Linked DNA regions of Homo sapiens: region 1 is linked to region 2. A link is a contact called in ENCODE Hi-C or POLR2A ChIA-PET data. All regions are on one chromosome and are shown on one strand. The core of a region is the stretch at or near the end of the contact, and the rest is flanking DNA. Distances in the headings are between cores, read along the strand shown.

Region 1 (4,405 bases), core at 762-3,261, 160 kb before region 2:
TCCTCCCACCTTGGCCTCCCAGTGTGCTGAGATTACAGGCGTGAGCCACCGCCCCAGCCTCCTGTTTACATTTGTTACAGGCTAGACCCACTCGGATCTAGCGGAGGAAGCGGGTGTGCCAGTCTCGGATGCGAACCCCTGGTTGTCCGCAGGGTTTACTCGGGCCAAACTTCAGAATCATTGAGAATCAGTGCATGAGCTTGCTCAAAAATGGCCGATTCCTGGACCCATTTCACAAGGAGCATGACTCGGTGAGATTCGGGTAGGAGCCAGGAAGCGTGTTGTTGCTGCCATTCCCTCTCAGGGGACTGTGGTGCGGGGCTATAGGACTTTGAAGAAACCCTACAGAGGAGAGCAATGGGCTCAGGAACCAGGCAGGGCCCACCTGCGGGAGGGAGGGTGGCCCACAGAGGCTAGTACAGTTGCTGGTCAGCCAGGCCAGTTTCCCGAGTGCCAGGCCAGTGCCCCGTATGCTCCCAGGGACACTCGGCCTTTGCCCCAGCCCAGGCCTCTCTGTCTCAGGTGACACTAGAATCGCCTCTCACTTCCCTGGGCTGGGACTCCAGGACCCCACTGTGTCCTGACGGTGCCAACATCAGCCAGGAAATCCACTCGCCCCACCCCCTGCTGGGTCACAATTTCAGACATTCCTCCAGCTGAGACCCCTGAGCCAAATTAGGCAAGTGCCAACTCACCCACCTCCCCAGCCCCTGAAGAGCCAGGCCCAGTGTGGACTGCAGGGCCCAGAGTAGGAGGCCCGAGCCCTGCCCATGGGGCCTGAGAGGCTGGGGAGAGCGGGAGCTCAGAGCATGGGGGATGGCGCCCCAGGAAAGAGGAGCCCGCTTGAGGTCCGCAGGCCATCATGTGCCTCCAAAGCCCTCTGGGTAGGTCCCCAGGGTGCAGCCGCCTCAGAAAAAAAAAAAGGGGAACCTTGGTCTTACCAAGCACCTCTAGGGGGTACTGGCCATAATCACAGCAGGCTCCACACTAGACACTTCTATCCCATCTCCTATTTTTGATGACCTAAGGTAGATGTAATCCCCATTGTACACATGGGAAAAGCAAGGCTTCTGGCTGGAATGCAGATGTGATGGCTGGAGCACGGCAGCCACAGTGGACCTCAAGGTGGAAGCCCCATGATAAGGATGGAAAAGCAATGAGTCAGAAGGAGCCTGGGTCCCTGGTGATGATGGAACTGCCATTACAGCCCTGACCTCCAGACAGACGTCAGCAAGGAGGGGTGGGGAGGCCCAGAGATGTCCCTGCCTTCACAAACTTTCTGGTGGCAGGAACTCCCTTGCAAGATGGGAGGGGACCCCAGACACTGCAACTGCCAGCGTGCTAAGATGGGGCAGATGTGGGCCAGGCGCGGTGGCTCACCCCTGTAATCCCAGCACTTTGGGAGGCCGAGGCGGGTGGATCACGAGGTCAGGAGATTGAGACCATCCTGGCTAACATGGTGAAACCCCATCTCTACTAAAAATACAAAAATTAGCCGGGTGTGATGGCACACTCCTGTAGTCCCAGCTACTGGGGAGGCTGAGGCAGGAGAATCGCTTGAACCCAGGAGGAGGAGCTTGCAGTAAGCCAAGATCACGTCACTACACTCCAGCCTGGGTGACAGAGCGAGACTCCGTCTCAAAAAAACAAAAAAAAAAAAAAAAAAGAAAGGGGAGATGCTCCAGCTGGAGTGCCCCCCACCCCCGCCAACCGCCGCCACCCCTGTTTTCCTCCTGCCTCTGGCTGCTGCCCCTCTGCGCCTGGGTCCTGCCCACTCCTCTCCTCCTTCTACCCCCTCAGTCACCTCAGCCACTCCCACAATGGAAACACCCTCCAGGAGCTGCTGACTTCACCTCTGCCCAGAGCTCCTGGGTGCCTGGCCCTCGGCAGAGCAAGACAGCATTCCGGCATCTGGCCGTCCAGACCTCCTCCCCAAGTCTCCATCACAGCCTTGGCAGCACCGTCCGTCCCCGCATTGCCCCGCCCCGCCCCTTGGCCCTGCTCCTCAAAATGGCCGCCAACTGAGCGCTTCTCCCCTTCCTCTTTGCTACTCCCCAGCTCCTCCTCGGCCGGGAGAGGCAGAGTGGCAGGGATTAGACTGCACAGGTTTGAGAATCAGCTCCACGGTCATTCACTGTGCCCTCAAGTAAATTACCTTCATCGGTTTCTCCCACTGGAAAAGAGACATTAAAAATACCTCACGGTGTTGTGAGAAAGAAGGTCAACATACAGAAAGCACGGGACTAAGCCTTCAAGAGCTGTTTCTACCCCTCGGCACTGCAGATACCGCAGATGGTGGGGGATCAGATAATTCTCTGGGGGGGCCCGTACTGGGCACTGCAGGGTGCTGAGCAGCATCCCTGGCCTCCACCCACTCCCTGCCAGGAGCACTACAGCCCAATCCTAACAAGCAAAAATGTCTCTGGACACTGCCAGTGTCGCCTGGGAGACACCTTCCTCTTTAGCACTCACCTTGATTGGCACTTCTTTCGGGAAGCCTTCCTGGATGCTCTCTGGGTAGATTAGGGTCACTTAGACCCAACTTCCCCTACCATACTTTATAGTCATTGTTTGCAAATCTGTCTTTCCCATAAGCTCTGCGAGTGAGTAGCTATCATTTGCCTTGTTGAAATGGACTTCCCAAATCTATCACCGGGCATGCTCAGCAAATATTGAGGGTGTGAGGGAGTGAGGAGGGCCTCCCAGAGAAGGCGTTTTTTACGGTGATGTTGGGAAGGAAGGTGCTGTGCCATGGAGGAGAGAAAAATATCCAGAGGAGTGACAAGGAATTCCAAAGAAACTGGAATTCAGGCAGGAGGCCACCAGAGGTTTTTGATGTAATCAAAGCTGGGCTTTAGAAAGATGTATTCGGGCAGGGTGGATTCACAGGAAGAAACAGAAGCAGGGGGGTCAATTAGGTGCTTGTTAAAATCGTACAAGTGAGGGGGAGAGTTGTGGCTGTGGGGTGGAGCAGGGGCACACAGGAGCCCTGTGGAGATCAAATTGGTGAGTTATACCCGATTTGGTTTGTTTTTTGTGTGTGTGGTTTGGTGTTTTGTTTTGTTTTGCTTTGCTTTGTTTGAGACAGAGTCTTGCTGTTGCCCAGGCTGGAGTGCAGTGGCACAATCTCAGCTCACTGCAACCTCCACCTCCTGGGTTTAATCGATTCTCCCCCTCAGCCTCCTGAGTAGCTGGGATTACAGGAGTGTGTCACCGTGCCTGGCTAATTTTTGTATTTTTAATAGAGATAGGATGTTACCATGTTGGCCAGACTGGTCTCAAACTCCTGACTTCAGGTGATCCGCTCACCTCAGCCTCCCAAAGTGCTGGGATTACAGGCATGAGCCATTGCGCTTGGCTTTTTTTTTCTCTTTCTTTTTCTAATGAACCAGGATAAAAATCTAACTAAAACATCAGGAGTGATGGTGTAATAAGGATAAATATAGCTTTGCAAAATTTTCATTTCAGTGTATGTGTGAGTGCACATATACACATGCATTTATGGTATTGGGCTGCAATGTAAAATGCATATGCATAGGTCTCCAAAGCCACAGTATCATATATGCATGAGTATACGTGCACTCACACAGAGGCTCTCAGGAGGGCTGAGAGTTGTTCTCAGCTTATTGTGAGATCATGGGCCCCTCCTGGAATCCTGTCATGGACATTTTGTGGGGTTTTGCTGTCCAGCATCCATCCTGCCTTCTTTTGGAATAACACCCTGATTCTCTTGGAAGAGTGACCGTCCTTTTGTGGCTTTAAATACTGTCTCTGTGTGGGTGGCTCTCACATATTGAGTGAGGCGGTTCCAGGTGGGAAGGGAGCAAATGAGCTCAGTGTGTTGGGGGTGGGGGGAGCAGTGAGGAGGCTGGTGTCATGGGCACAGAGTGAATGGCAGGGCAGGAGGTTGAGGAAGGCTGCAGAGTCATGGGATGGGGGCTTCCTAGGTCCCGGGGAGGAGCTGGGATTCCACTGGCTGCCTCCACTTGGATGTCTCAAATGGCATCTCATACCACTGGCTGGGCACACAGAGCCCAATATGTATTTGTTGCTCAATAAATATTTGATGGAAGGGCCAGGCACGGTGCCTCAAGCCTGTCATCCCAGCACTTTGGGAGGCCAAGGCAGGCAGATCACCTGAGGTCAGGAGTTCAAGTCTAGCCTGGCCAACATGGTGAAACCCCCTTCTCTACTAAAAATACAAAAATTAGTTGGACATGGTGGCGGTGCCTATAAATCCCAGCTCCTTAGGAGGCTGAGGCAGTAGAATCGCTTGAATCCGGGAGGCAGAGGTTGCAGTGAGCCAAGATCGTACCACTGCACTCCAGCCTGGGCAACAGAGTGAGATTCCGTCTCAAAAAAAAAAAAGAAAGAAAATATTTATGGAGGAATGAATTTGATTGGG
Region 2 (4,064 bases), core at 926-3,425:
TGAGTGTGCTTGTGTGTGTGTGTGAGAGAGACCCTCATCCGGTGTGCCGATGCGCTGATGACAACCGCAGCCCCAGGGAACTGCAGGGGCTTCTCGGTTTATTTATGTTCCAATTCCCTGGTGGGCTGGGCCCGCGCCCTGTGGTTGGGACGCTGGATCTGGGTGGGAGACAGGAAGGCCGAGGTCCGGGAGGCCCCGGAGGGTGGGCAACACTCACACACACATGCACACTGTGGCAGGGGAGCTTCGGGGGGGCGGCAGACCCCTGATGGTCAGCTTTCTCGCTGTGTGTCCTGGGCTGAACAACACTCCTCTCTGAGGCCAGGCCATCTAGGATGGGGAAACTGAGGCTCGGAGTAAGCGTCACTTGGGCTTCCGCAGCGTCTGGGAACTCCGGCCTCTCTGCGGAGGCCGGGCTGAGTCGGCCCAAAGGGTGGAGGAATCCACCACCTTAAACCTCAGAGTCAGAAGACTGCGGGGGTAGGCGGGGACCCCAGCCAGCGGCAGCCCTGAAACTGCTTCCCAAGCAGATCACCCGCCTGGCCGCCAAGCCCTGCTCTCAGGGCTCCCTGGAAGTCCTGCTGATTAGCCGCCTTGAGTGTCTCCAGCTGTAGCTGTGGGTCCCCGGGAGCCAGGGGCTAGGGATGTTCCTTCATGGCTGGGTGATTCTCCCTGGGGGCGGTTTCCGATCTGCGCCCTCCAGCTTTGCGGGGGGTGGGGGGATGCGGGCTGAGCCTGGGAAGGGACACTGTGGTTAGAGGGTGGTCCTAAGGGCAGACGTGTGGGAAGGAGGGGAGGGGGCCCAGCTAAGGAGAAGGGTTGTAGCCTTGGGAACCCCCAGTCTGAGGGGCAGGAGGGGAGGAGTCTCGCCTCGCCGGTGCCTGCTCTGGGCTCGCAGTGCCCGCCCCTTCCCCGCCCCTCAGACCGACCGTGGGACCCGCCGACCCCTCCCGCGCTCTGGCAACCCAACACCCGAGGCCTGCCAAGCATCAAGGTGACACCGTGGGGAAATCTAAACACCGAGCCGGGCTTTTTCCATACTCCGCAGGGGCTCGTCGTAAATCCCCCCCGTGGAGGCCCGGCCAGGGCTTTTATGGGCCGAGGACCCAGGTCTCTGGGGACCCAGCTCTACACCAGCAGGCGCCGGCTTCGGGCTGGATGGGGCTGGCGCCCGCCCCAGGCCTCTCCCCGCCGGGAGGTGGGCAGCGTGCGGGTATTTTTAGTAGCTGGTGGAAGGAGATAGTGGCTTTCAGCTCACCCTGGTGGGCGAAGACCGGCCCGAGGAGGCCGTCGGATAAGGGAGGCCCAGGTCCACCTGGACCTCACTCTCCTCACCCCCAGAGTGGCTCCCCCTTCCTAGAAACCCACATAGCGGGATCAGTGCGGACAGGGAGACGCTGGGGAACTGATTCCACCTGGATCTCAGGCTCCTCACCCACAGTGTCTCCCCCTTTCCCCCTCTCCAGAAGTCCACACAGCAGAGAGGTGCAGTCAGGAACAAGCTGGGGAAACTGGGTCCACCTAGACCTCAGTCTCTTCATCCCAGAAGCGAGAGGTGCAGTCAGCGACAATCTGGGGAAACTGGGCCCACCTAGACTTCAGTGTCTTCATCCCAGAAGCCCGCACCGCGGAGAGGTGCGGAAGGGAACAAGCTGGGGAAACGGGGTCCACCTAGACCTCGGTCTCTTCATCCGAGCGTAGCTTCCCTTTCCCCTCCCCAGAAGCCCACACAGCGAAGAGGTGCGGACCGGAACACGCTCGGGACGGGCAGAGGGACCCGTAGGGAGGCAGGAAGGACGGTCCCTGCCAACATAGCCCCATTCACCCCATTTTCCTTTTTGTCCGCCATAAACTGGACCCACTTTGCATCTACCCTTCCCCCAAAGCAAACAGCATCCTCCCACTACCCTGCAGCTGGGCCCCCCCCACTGGTCCCCGCTTTCCCGGTGGAGACGGCGACGTGGCCCACACGCGAGCCCCTCGCCGAGGATGAATCACCAGCCAGCTCGAGTTGCCACACTTTATCTCAGTACAGTTATCGCGAGAGTCCCGGGGCCGCGCCGGCGTGCTCTACGCACGCGCAGTCTTTCGCGGGGCCGGCCAGTGGTGCCGTCGAGGCGGGGGGAGTGGCCGCCGCGCCGGCCGAGTGAGGTAGGGTCACACGCAGGCGCACTCGCGCGCCGACAGCTCGTGCACCGTGTGGTAGCGGCTGTGCGCGTCCAGGAAGGACACCTCGTCCTCGTAGGCCGTCGGGCGGCAGCAGGGCTGCGCGCGCACCCGCTCCCGCCGCAGGCGCCGCCGCTGGCGCAGTCGTCGCAGCCCGAGGTCGTAGACGCGCGCGGCAGCCTCGCAGGCGCCTGCGCAGTAGCGGAACAGCACCGTCTCGTCGGACGCGTAGCCCAGGCCCAGCTCGCTCACGCGCACCTCCAGCTCGCGCAGCCCGCAAGGCCGCGCCCCCAACCGCGCACGCGCGCGCCGCCGCCGGGGCCCCGCCCGACGGCGCGGACCTGGGGGCCGCCCAGCCCAGGGCGTCAGCTCGCGCAGCTCCATCGCATCCGGGGCCCCCTGCAGGAGTGCACGGTCTGCGAGGGGAGGAAGAGAAAGGAGGGGGGGTCAGTGGGTGCAGGGGGTGGGAGGGAGCCCCCTACCCTCTCTGTACCCCTGCAAACGAAGACCCTTGCTGGGACGCCAGGCCTAGACGGCTTCTCGTCTCACTCCCAGGTCCCAAATTTCCCCACCCTCTTGCTGAGCTGCTCATGCACCCTCTCTGGGCGGCACTGGGGGGCACGTACACACTCACACCCCTACGCTGGTCCAAAACCCCTTTCTGAACCCTGAGCCTATATTGGCTGCCCAGAACCTGGTCCATCCTTTCTGGGCCGCTTTCCAGCCCGTCTCACCTTGAGCTGAGCTGACCGGGGTCTCTAACTCACCTCCTCTGGGCCCCTCTCTCACCCCATTGCTGCTCCATTCTCCTCGTCCTCCATCGCAAATCTATCTGGACCCCGCCCCTATGCTGGGCTGCCCCAGGACACTGGTGCATCCTCTCTGGGCAGCACTGGGGGGCTGCTTCCCATGCCCTATCCCTCTTTAGTGAGGTTGTCATAGGTCTCTAGAGCCCCCTCTTCAGGCCCCGACGTCTGCTCTGAGGCCCCGGGCTTTTCAGACTCCCTCCATCCCCACTGCCCCGCTGTGCAGTGGAGCCTCAGTTTCCCTATCCAAGAAATGAATCGGGGTGTTTGGGTTTCTCAGAATGCAGAGGAGCAGCAGGTACCGCAGCCTACTGCATCCGAAGCCTGTGTGGGGACCCCACTCCATGGAGTGGCAGCAGCTACTGTCAAGGCCACCCCCATGTGACAGGTGACAAAACGGACCATCCCAAGGTCACATCATTAGCAGGTGGCCGAGAGAGAGCGACAGAGGCGGGCTTAAAGGTCATTCTTCCTGCCTTCATCGTTCACCCAAGTTTGGCCCAGGTCCAGCCGCTTTCTCCCACACTCGCCAGGAGGTGCCCAAGTCACCGATTCCCAGGGCCTGGCAGCCTAAATTTATTACCCAAGCGGTGGCTCCACCCCCAAACTCGGAAGCCCCGGGAGAGAACTGCAGACGCTGGAATGACAGGCAGCGCTGCTGGCGGACCTGCAGGCAGGGGACTCCCAGCCCCAGAGCAGGTGGCAGTCACGCTTGTGGTTGGGAGAGGAAATCTTTAGTCCCCACCTGCCCCCCGGGCTGGTGCACCTGGCTGTCAAAAGAATGAGCCTCTGGGTGGCCCTGGGGAAGGAGGGGCTGTCTGTCTCCTGGGGTTTGGTGGGGGAGGAGATGTCTGTTCCCACAGGGGGTCTCAGAAACGAGACAAACCCAGCCTCAGAGCATGACTCTGCCACTTTCGCCACTTGCAACCTCAGGCCTCAGTTTCCCTGTCTGTCCCATGAAGCTTCCATGATCTCTGTCTTGGCCGGGGCTGAGAGGGTGGGAAATCGGTGCGGGGGGTGGGCGATGACTGAGCAACCTAGTCCGTGTTCTTTAAGCCCCGGAGCAGGACTGGAGTGGCCAGGACTGTGCTG

Evidence for each region. Hi-C counts contacts between places; a loop is a spot of excess contacts on that map. ChIA-PET counts read pairs that join two places held with the same protein, here RNA polymerase II (POLR2A). Pooled maps may share reads with other maps.
Region 1: POLR2A ChIA-PET joins it to region 2 with 12 read pairs in WTC11. The contact joins two enhancer-like sites. A Hi-C loop is called at or near these places in 2 of 50 pooled maps. POLR2A ChIA-PET finds 5 or more read pairs at or near these places in 7 of 52 experiments (HEK293T, HepG2, SK-N-SH and 3 more).

The regions. Positions count from the first base shown.
Region 1 is chr19:5,988,129-5,992,533 of GRCh38, reverse strand. The region is part of intron 1 of RANBP3-DT (RANBP3 divergent transcript); the gene reads right to left. Among named protein-coding and RNA genes, the nearest start is that of RANBP3-DT, 12 kb to the right of the region's middle. Within about 2 kb of position 2,011, at least 2 of the 41 ENCODE cell types and tissues checked have a DNase peak (open chromatin) inside an H3K27ac peak, as active enhancers do.
Region 2 is chr19:5,826,267-5,830,330 of GRCh38, reverse strand. It overlaps NRTN (neurturin), which reads right to left. Exons shown (of 3, transcript NM_004558.5): 3 at 2,007-2,582. The coding sequence ends at 2,158. Among named protein-coding and RNA genes, the nearest start is that of FUT6, 11 kb to the left of the region's middle. RefSeq lists silencers at 1,221-1,270, 1,971-2,300, 2,471-2,540, 3,339-3,633 and an enhancer at 1,908-2,596. Within about 2 kb of position 2,175, at least 30 of the 41 ENCODE cell types and tissues checked have a DNase peak (open chromatin) inside an H3K27ac peak, as active enhancers do.